2 separate regions of the Homo sapiens genome follow, and region 1 is linked to region 2. Evidence: chromatin contacts called from ENCODE Hi-C or POLR2A ChIA-PET data. All regions are on one chromosome and are shown on one strand. Each heading gives the region's core, a stretch centred on a gene start or an enhancer-like site at or near the end of the contact. The rest is flanking DNA. Distances are from core to core; before and after follow the strand shown. Region 1 holds the start of AP1G2 (adaptor related protein complex 1 subunit gamma 2). Region 2 overlaps RPGRIP1 (RPGR interacting protein 1).

Region 1 (5,021 bases), core at 2,204-4,703, 2.3 Mb after region 2:
GTTCCTGTCACTGTTGAGTAGGAAGCGACCAAGAATGTTGACAGCTAGAACCTATGAGAGGCAGAAGTTGGGGTCAGTCGGAAAGGAGCAACCTGCTCAGCCATTGAGGACTGGGAACACATTGGCGCAAGATGATGGGGCTAGGAGGGAGAAACCAGCAAGCAGGACCTGTGTGGGTGAGGTGGTGGGCGGGGCCGTAGTGGGAGAGGCATAAGGGGTGATACCCGTAGGCCAGCTGCAGAGCGGATATCCATGATGGTGAGTACTGTCTCAAACAGGACCGCATTTCCGGCATTTCGGCTGGTGTCCGTGTTAGTGGCCACCTGAGTGGATGAGAGAGGAGATGTATCTGCTCAAGGCCCTCCTCAGGTCTCCTTTTTTTGATACAGGGTCTCACTCTGTCGCCCAAAGCTCACTGCAGCCTTGACCTCCCAGGCTCTGATGATCCTCCTGCCTCAGCCTCCTGAGTGGCTGGGACTACAGGCACATGCCAACAAGCCCAGGTAATCCTCAGGATTCTTGAAGGACTCCAACATGTTATCTGTCCATCCTTCAACCATCCAACAAAGTTCCCTGAGGCTCTACTATGTGCCAGGGCCAGCCTGGGCACTGGGGCAATAGCACTAAGACAGACTGTGTCCCTTCTTCATGGAGTTCACTGTCTAGAGGAGATGGAGAGGCAATTACACGGCCACTGCACAGTGACGAGTCATGTGAGGGGCACCCAGGGCTGATGGGGTCTCCAAGCAACACAGCTAACCAGTGCCCTCCCAGGCCCCACCTGGGCCAGCAAGTCATTCATGGTCTCACTGCTCTCCTCGTGGTTCCGGCCCAGGATCCGAAGCAGACGAAGTATCTGGACCTGAGGTTGGGTTGAAAATGGAAAGTTGGAGGGGTTCATAGGATAAGGAGTCGTGGGGCTGAGGAGAAAACTCCAACATGTGAGGGTCTGGCTCGCTCCCTAGAGCCTTCCCCCACCTCCTCACCTCCACAGGTCCCTTGGTCCTAGGAGGGGAACAGAGGTGTGTGAGGCCAGGGGAGTTTAGGACAGGCTTAAAAAAAAAATTGTTAACAAACTGTATTTTCCTGACTTTTAGGCATTCCCTCTCCCCTCACAGGTCCTGGGATGACCCGAGCAATCCTGTGCCTGCTACTCTGCTGCCCAGGACACTGAGAGAACCAGTGTTCTCTGGGAGGAAACCACTGGTCATGGTCTTACTGCTATGCCCTCTCTGATCCAGGGATACAGCAGTGAAAGGTCACCCCACCTGCAGGAAGGGGTCGCTGACTCCAGATATGCTGTGTTCTGTGGAGTATCCCATTGTCACCAGAGTCCGGAGGATGTGTACCAGCTGGGGTACCACCTGGAGGGAGGGCACAACTTTGGGCATTCGTTCTAATCCTCTCCAGCTAAAGCCCCATTCCTTCCCCACTGACCCTGTCTTCCAGGCCCAGGGCCTGCCCCTTCACCAGCCCACCTTTCGGAAGTGCCTGAGGGCTGCAGGGCTTCGTTCGCAGAGCTCCGTGATCAGCGTGATGGTGCCCAGCAGGATGCCTGGGGTCAGCGTCGGGGAAGTGAATGGTGGGGGCCAGGGGCAAGAGAGTCTATTGCGTGTGTGCCTGTGTGTGTGCACTACCCTTCTCCTGTGAGCTGGGGTTCCCATCCGATTTTCAATTCTTCTGTCCATAGACCTGAAGCAAAGGATGGGGGGCCCCACAGCCTTACCATGGTGACGCTCATGAAGCAGTTGGGCACAGGGTGGGAGGAAGACACTGGAGAGTTCAGGGACCTTCCGGATCATGTGCACTGCAGTCAGAATAGCCTGCAGAGGTCAGGGGCCTCAGACAGGGGTCAGAGGAGATGGACCCCTGCATCTACTACTATATAGCACGCAGCAGGCAGTGTGCAGGAGCACGTGCCAGGAGTCCCGCCATCTCACCTTCTTGCGCACGTAGGGACTGGGCTGCAGGAGCAGTTTCTCCACCTCTGGGGCCAGGTCTCGGCACATCTCAGCAGAGCCCATGGTGCTCAAAGTGCACAAGGCCAGGCCTTGTACTGGCTGAATCCCCTGGCTCAGGTCACTGCAGGGTTTGGGAGGACGGTCAGTCAAACCTCTGAGAAAATCAGTCCTTTTCAATACCCACAACAGGCAGTCCCCTGGGATTTCCAAGGTCCCTACTCTCCCATCTCCCTGATTCCAAGTGATTGCCAGAACCCTCTCACTTCTTGATGCTGTTGGTAATGAGCAGGTGGGCATCGTGCCTCTCATCCAATAGAAGCATGGCCCCCAGGTAGCCCACCCTCTTGTCTGTGAATCTGGAGGAGGCGATCAGTTTCAGGCACTCCATCTATAGTGAAGGGGGCAGACCAGGAAGAGGCAGGGGTGAAACCATAGACACTCACATCCCTGTTCCATCTTCCTCTTTAAAACCAGATTAACCTGTGGGGCATCATATCTCATCACTCTCCCTTCAACAAGAGGAGAAGCTTAGGAAATTCAGGCGTTAGTGGGTAGGAGGAACTAGGAGTTGAGGAGGATGGGAGCGGAGAGGAGGAGATGCCTGCCCTAAAGGAGGCTGGCCAGAGAATGAAGGGTTCAGGCCAGCTGATGACCAGTAGGGGTAGCAATGGGGAAAGAGGTTTGCAGTGCAGGCTGTGAAGACTCTGAAATTGTAGAATTTAAAAAACCAGGGCATAAACAGGTGAGAGAGTCTGGGACTCTGCCCCACTAGCCTTCATCAAGCTCAGGAGGGAGGTATTCCTGGCCAGTACCTGTCCAAAGTGGGCGGGGTAGCCCAACATGTGGACGTAGAGCAGTTTGGCCAGCTGCCGGTGCCTGTGCACTGGGTCCCCGTCGCGGAAGGAGGCCCGGATGTGGGCACACTCCTTTTGGATCACCTCCCGCTCCTGGGCCTGAGTCTTGGCCCCGCGAATCTCTTCGATGAGGTCCTGAAGCTTCAGCGAAGGCACCACCATCCTGACTGGCAGAGTCCGGGAGTGGAGAAACACTCTCTGGTCGGGCGTGCCTGGGCTTTCGGCCCAGGCCCGTCCTGTGTCAAGACCCTAAGAGCCCGGGTCCCACAGGTACCCTAAAATTGCGCCCGCATTTTACCTTTCCCGAAGTGGGTCTCCAAATTCCGCGCCCACCCCACCGCCCGAGAAGCCCACTACGCATGCGTCCGCACCCCACCGGCGCCCCTTCCTATTGAGCATGCGCGGGAGCCCCACCTATTTCTCTCTACCGTTTCCTCCCCCTACCTGGTACCCCATCCCTAGCTCAGCCATTGCTTTTTTTTCCACGACCCTCCGCTGTTTCTTCCGCGAGCTTCCTCCCCCGATTTCCATCTCAGGCAGCGGCAGCGGCAGCGACAGCCTGCCTACCCCAGGACTCCAGCCTCACCTGGCTTCTGCCTCAACTCCGCTCCTCTGCCCCCCAGCGCTTCCTGGTACGGGGCCGAGCAGGGGTTGGTGCTCCGTGCGGTCCTTCCCTCTCCCCGCCTCCACCACGGGACCCCGCCCTCCTGGGCCGACTGCAGAGCCTTCCTGAATCCTCTGACCTCGGGCCTCAGGCTTTAGCGGAGAGACAGCATGATAGGCCTGGAGTTCTTCAAGAGGCCTCCTCGCACATCCTTACCACCCGGAGAGCCTCAGTTTGGATTTGAAGCCATCGCACCCCAAAGGAGATGACAATCCCCCCCCTTTTTTGAACTTTTTTATTAATATATTTTTTTTGTTAAATTTCTTTGTATTTTTTTCCTGCAAGACTTGGTGTTGGCGGCACTGTTGTAGTTTAACTTCAATCCCAAATTCCATGAAATAGAAATCAGAAGTAAAGGTTGAGAGGGGAGGAAGGAGGGAGGCAAGCCAAGGAATAAACAAGAGTTTGACTAGAAAAAAAGAAGAGGGTATGTGTGGTGGGCATTCCTGGGCAAGGCCATTCCTTGAGGGAGGGGGTTGGCAGGCAGCTTGCCTCTGCCTCATGCAGGGGAGGGAGGAAAGATCCCCTGGGGACCCTGCAGTCCCCTCTTCCTAGGGCTTCCTGCTCCCAGGGGAAAAACTAATACCAGAGAGGGATCAGCCACAACCTCAAACAGGGCTCTCCACCCACCTGTCACCCGGGTTTGACTCCCACCTCTGCCCTGCCTGGGAAGCATGTGAGATCAGCTATCTTTGATCCCCTCCTTCTGTTGTTTTCCCATTTCACAAGATTCTGATGTAAAGGGGGAAGGGATATAACCCATTTTGGGACTACTAAACTTGTCACAGCTTCTGCTTCCATGTGAGCTCCTGTTATCTTGTCTGGTCCTATCCCCCAGAAGTGCCTCCTCCCACCACAACTCCCAGAGTTGGGATGTGGGGGCCTTGCTCAAGTGCCTCTAACCCTCTGCAGTAGAAATGTCTTCTTCAGGCCCCTTAGGAATTTAATCAAAGGCCACAAGTGAGTCCAGACCAACCAAATAAACTATTATGGGGGAGACAGAAGGGTGGGAGAAGTCAGTGGCAAAGTCTGGGCAGGGTGGACTTGACTGCATTGGATATTCTCTGTTCCTTTACACGTTGCTCTTGGCATGGCATGCCACCAGAGGGGGCTGGAGGAGGGGCTGGCCGATGAGGAGAAAAAGAGGGAAATGCTGGGGAGTTACTCTACTTTTCACTTCCCTTCTCTCCTTCAGGGAAGGATGGAATTGGGCAGTAACCCAGCTCAGTGCTTGGAGGTAAGATAATAGCCTCCAAGATTAGAGGTGGAGGATGCACCTCCTGCAGCTTTTTCACTAGGCCTCAGAGGGACAGCAGGCCCCTTAGGCTAGGGAGCCACAGCAGCTCAGCCAGTGCCTTGCCCGACATTCAATCACTCCTTCTTCATTTTCTTCCTCCTCTCCATTCAGCTTCCAGGAGTCTCCTTAGGACACCAAACCCCCACCCGCAGCGAAGTTGAGGTCTAAAGAAAAGGTGGGAGGGCGTGGAGCAATGGTCTGACTTAGATTTGTGTGTCTCAGAGAAGACAGCAACTCTGAGAGAG
Region 2 (4,961 bases), core at 1,427-3,926:
GAAGTGTAGTGGCACCTTGTCAGCTCACTGCAATCTCCATCTTCCGGGTTCAAGCAAATTCTCCTGCCTCAGCCTCCTGAGTAGCTGGGATTACAGGCACCCACCACCACACCTGGCTAATTTTTATATTTTTAGTAGAGAGGGGGTTTCACCATGTTGGCCAGGCTGGTCTCGAACTCCTGACCTCAGGTGATTCGCCTTCCTCGACCTCCCAAAGTGCTGGGATTACAGGCGTGAGCCCCTGCGCCCAGCCTAATCTTCTTTCTATTATTTTATTTTATTTTATTTTTATTTTCCGAGACAGAGACTCACTCTGTCACCCAAGCTGGAGTGCAGTGGCGAGATCTCAGCTCACTGTAATCTCCACCTCCCAGGTTCAAGTGATTCTCCTGCCTCAGCCTCCCGAGTAGCTGGGACTACAGGTGTGCGCCACCATGCCCAGCTAATTTTTGTATTTTTAGTAGAGACGGGGTTTCACCACGTTGGCCAGGATGGTCTTAATCTCTTGACCTCGTGATCCACCCGCCTCAGCCTTCCAAAGTGCTGGGATTATAAGCGTGAGCCACCGTGCCGGGTGTATTTTACTATTATTATTATTATTATCATTATTTTTTGAGACAGTCTCACTCTGTTGTCGCCAGGCTGGAGTGCAGTGGTGCAATCTCGGCTCACTGCAACCTCCCCCTCCCAGGTTCAAGCAATTCTCCTGCTTCAGCCTCCTGAGTAGCTGGGACTACAGGTGCGCACCACCACACCCAGCTAATTTTTGTATTTTTAGTAGAGATGGGGTCTCACTATGTTGGCCAGGATGGTCTCAATCTCTTGACCTCGTGATCTGCCCGCCTCAACTTCCCAAAGTGTTGGGATTACAGGCCTGAGCCACCGCACTCGGCCACTATTGTTATTTTTTGAGACAGAATCTCACTCTGTTGCCTAAGCTGATTTCAGCTCACTGCAACCTCCGCCTCCCGCAGTTCAAGCGATTCTCTTGCCCAGTGTCCATAGCTGGGATGACAGGCTTATGCCACCACACCCATCTGACTTTTGTGTTTTTAGTAAAGACAAGGTTTTGCCATGTTGCCCAGGCTGGTCTCCAACTCCTGACCTCAGGCCATCTGCCCGCCTCAGCCTCCCAAAGTGCTGGGATTATAGGCGTGAGCCACGGTGCCTGGTTCATAATCTTCTTTTTAAGTTTTCTAGCACGTTCAAACCTCACTGGTTTCTCTAAGGAAACGGCTGAGACCTAGCTTGACATTGCAAGGTTTGTGGGAAATTATGAACACCATCATTTAAAAAAGTAGTTATTATCTTTTCTCATAACATAAGCTTAAGGTTAGTGATCTCTATCAAATCTTGGCTGGCGTGATGAGAAATGGGAGAAAGGAGATTATTTACTAGACTGTACATACACCACATACTTGTGTTCTAGTGTGGGTAAGACGGGAAGGCAAGAGACAAGAGGGAGGTATTCTTACTAGGGCATAGTCAAGGAGAAAATGTCTTTAATTCTATCCATGTTCAGACAGAATAATTTAGCGCCTTTCTCTGCAGAGCTTCCATTAAAGAGAAGGTAGAGCTGATTCGACTTAAGAAGCTCTTACATGAAAGAAATGCTTCATTGGTTATGACAAAAGCACAATTAACAGAAGTTCAAGAGGTGAGTTGCCATCATCAGCTGTGCTTTCTTGGTGGGGGGAAACCCCAATTAAGAGATTCATATTATTTTCTCCATTTTAAATATGAGAAGCCACAATTCAGAAAGACAATTTATAAGTGATATCACACAATTTATAAGTGATATTCAAATCCAAGCCTCACAACTCGGAGTCTATGCTTTTCCCAGTATTTCCCATTAGTTCTCTATTAAGAGGAAGGCTCAAGCTCTGCCTGCTAAGGTGAAATAAAGTGGAGTTAACTTGTGTAAGGGTTACGGTCCCCTACGAAGACCACAACCAGAATGTGATTAAATTAGGAAGCCAAAAGCAGTCACAGGGAAGGGAAGGAAACTAGCCTTTTAATTAGCACTTTCTGTGAGCTGTACTCTGTCCCAGATATTTACAGTCATGATCTTTTTTAAGCCTGACAACAGCCCTCAAGGTAAGTATATTTAGCATTAGCACACATTAGAAACTAACATCTGATTGGTGGAAATAGAGTATCAAGGGTCAAAGTAAGGTCAGCACCATCCTTTTATTGAACAAATATTTATCCAGTACCAGGAATTGCAAAGCACTGGGATACAAAGATTCCAAGGGTAAGTAAGAAAAAACTGCCTTCAAGGAGTTTATAGGAGTGAGAAAACAAGTAAACAAATTCAACTATCCTATGCAGGGTATGGGCAGGACACAAAAGAGAGAGTAGTCAGACCCACCAGTGGGTGAGGTGCTGATATGGCTGATAAGTGGAGGAACACCAGGGCTCTTGTCTCACGCGAATTAGATAAAACGACACGGACACAGGTGGAGCGGCTTTAAGGAGCGGAGAGTTTAATAGGCAAGAAACAAGGGAGAAGAAAGACGGAAGAAGCTCCCCTGTACTGAGACAGAGGGAGAAGGACTCCAAAGCAGAGAGGGGAGACCTCATGTGCCGGGAAAAGTGGCTGCTTATATGAGTAGGCAGGAGGAGGTAGTGTCTGATTTGCATAGGGCTCAGGGGATTGGTTTGACCAGGCATGTCACTCATGTAGCCTGTGGAAAAAACTGGCCCTCCTACCCTAGTCTTTTAATATGCAAATGAAGGGCGCCATGATGTTCTACACACGTGGGGATATGTGGGGGTGGCCATGTTGCCAGGTACAGGTCGGGGAAAGGACAGGAAGACAAGGGCGGGAATCGCCATGTTTGGGTGGACCCAGTTTCTAAAGACCTGTATTTGCATATCAAAGGTTGCCTTCCCGGCTGTAAGAGCCAGGGCTTTCCTGCTAGACAAAAAACGTTTCTGGAGCTGCTTTAAAGGACGAGAAAACTTTCCAAGGACCCCTTTTCCTCTCTATCTGCCTAAAATTATTTTTAATAACTCCTTTAACAGTGCCAGATCAGAAAAGGATTAATGACTGGGTGCGGTGGCTGGAGCCTGTAATCCCAGCACTTTGGGAGGTCAAGGAGGGAGGATCACTTGAGCTCAGGAATTCGAGACCAGCCCAGACAACATGGCGAAACCCCATCTCTATCAAAAATAGAAAAATTAGACAGGCATCGTGATGTGTGCCTGTAGTCCTAGCTACTATGGAGGCTGAGGCAGGAGGATTGCTTGAGTGCTTGAGCCCAGGAGGCAGAGGTTGCAGTGAGCCGAGATCCCGATACGGCACCTCAGCGTGAGACTTTGTCTCAAAAAAAGAAAAAAGAAAAGGATTAATAAAGGAATAGATTTGTGAGTTAAATACTGAAATACTAAAAGATTAGCTTGTGTTAATAAGTGTGTAAGAGAAGAGGGGGCTTTCCATGAGAGCAGAGGTGAGAAACATCAGGTCTGGTCATGAAGGACACACTAAGAATTTTTTTTCTCGTTGTCATTAAAGACAGAACATGCTAGGAATTTAGACTTTATCCTACAAACAGCAGAGAGCTATGTGAAAGGGTTTTAAGCAAGTTGATATGATCAATTTTTTTCTCTCTCAAGATTATTTGACCTTTTTTAAAAAATAAAAAATAAATTTAAAAAAAAAGTTTGGGAGGCTGAGGTGGGTGGATCGCTTGAGGTCAGGAGTTTGAGACCAGCCTGGCCAACATGGTGAAACCCCGTCTCTACTAAAATACAAAAATTAGGTGTGGTGGGGGGCACCTGTAATCTCAGCTACTTGGGAGGTTGAGGAAGGAGAATTGCTTGAACCTGGGAAGCCGAGGTTGCAGTGAGCCAAGATTGTGCCGCAGCACTCCAGCCTGGGCAACAGAGTGAGACTGTCTCAAAAACAAAAACGAAAACTTACCTCTCATATTTGCTACAAGGATTAAATGAGATAATATGTGTGAAATGATTATAATGATCATGATGTGGCAGGTAATGAAACACATAGTAACACATAGCAACTACTCAACTAATTATAGCTGTTGTTATGATCATTCTTTTTTTTTTACTAAAACTGAAGAGATCTTTCTGAAGTGTGCTAAGTAACAGTACCTAATTTAAGATTAAACATTTTTCTTGGATAATCCACCAAGTACAATGCAAATGTTAATAAATGACCCTTCATTCTTTTTTGAGAAATGGTGTGAATGATTGCAGTCACAGACTACTTGGCAAGCTAGGGCAGGGGAAAAATAGCAACAATTAGTAAACAAGTACACAAATTGATTTGTTTTGTGGGATTTTTATAATGTCTTTAAAAATGTTAAGCATTATATTACAGTGATAAATATATCATGAAATTGATAAATCAATAAAATAATAATAATTTCTTTCTTCCAGGCATACGAAACCTTGCTCCAGAAGGTACTTAATGAGAATTGAGTCTCTGTTTCTTAGTAACCAGAATAATCAAACCCAAAGAAATCTATGTTCATCTCCAAGTAACATAACACCAGAATTTAGCTAACTAAATCAATGTTATTATGTCATATAGTTTCTGTTAAAAATGATACTATTATGATTATCAAAAGATACAGATACTTATTGCACTGTTTTCATAAAAATTGAAATATGAAATTGTAGTTGAGAAATATTTGGCATGGTATTTTTAAGCCTATTGCTGGAGCAAATTATAGCATTTGCTCAAAACTTCCTAAGAGTATTCTTCTAGCATGTGTGAGGTGATGAGATATAACAAAGTTGTTGCAGGTATTCTCAGATGGTCTTAAATATTTGGCCCTATTCACCACTGTGAGTGGGCTGCATGTGAAGCTAGGTGAATGTCTGTGCTTAAGAATCACCACTAAGACAGAGTTCCAAACGAGACCACCCAGCTGTGCCTCACCAGAGGAGTCCGCCAGAAACACACACAGAACTTCTGGAGTTAACATGTCACT

What was found. Hi-C counts contacts between places; a loop is a spot of excess contacts on that map. ChIA-PET counts read pairs that join two places held with the same protein, here RNA polymerase II (POLR2A). Pooled maps may share reads with other maps.
Region 1: a pooled map shows a loop between it and region 2 (2.7-fold over the local background). The contact joins the promoter of AP1G2 here to the enhancer-like site in region 2. A Hi-C loop is called at or near these places in 1 of 37 single-sample maps with no recorded cell type and 2 of 50 pooled maps. POLR2A ChIA-PET finds 5 or more read pairs at or near these places in 1 of 52 experiments (activated B cell).

Annotation. Positions count from the first base shown.
Region 1 is chr14:23,564,338-23,569,358 of GRCh38, forward strand. AP1G2 (adaptor related protein complex 1 subunit gamma 2) reads right to left here and starts at 3,454. Exons shown (of 22, transcript NM_003917.5): 1 at 3,402-3,454; 2 at 2,774-2,982; 3 at 2,225-2,349; 4 at 1,941-2,082; 5 at 1,727-1,823; 6 at 1,479-1,555; 7 at 1,269-1,364; 8 at 782-862; 9 at 225-323; 10 at 1-51. The coding sequence starts at 2,977. JPH4 (junctophilin 4) reads right to left here. Exons shown (of 6, transcript NM_001146028.2): 6 at 3,701-5,021. AP1G2-AS1 (AP1G2 antisense RNA 1) reads left to right here. Exons shown (of 4, transcript NR_110555.1): 2 at 390-503; 3 at 1,119-3,085; 4 at 3,352-3,739. RefSeq lists enhancers at 2,667-2,756, 2,787-3,026 and silencers at 3,507-3,556, 4,546-4,645.
Region 2 is chr14:21,306,180-21,311,140 of GRCh38, forward strand. RPGRIP1 (RPGR interacting protein 1) reads left to right here. Exons shown (of 25, transcript NM_020366.4): 7 at 1,552-1,657; 8 at 4,405-4,428. Among named protein-coding and RNA genes, the nearest start is that of RPGRIP1, 29 kb to the left of the region's middle. RefSeq lists enhancers at 2,705-3,232, 3,055-3,214. Within about 2 kb of position 2,677, at least 12 of the 41 ENCODE cell types and tissues checked have a DNase peak (open chromatin) inside an H3K27ac peak, as active enhancers do.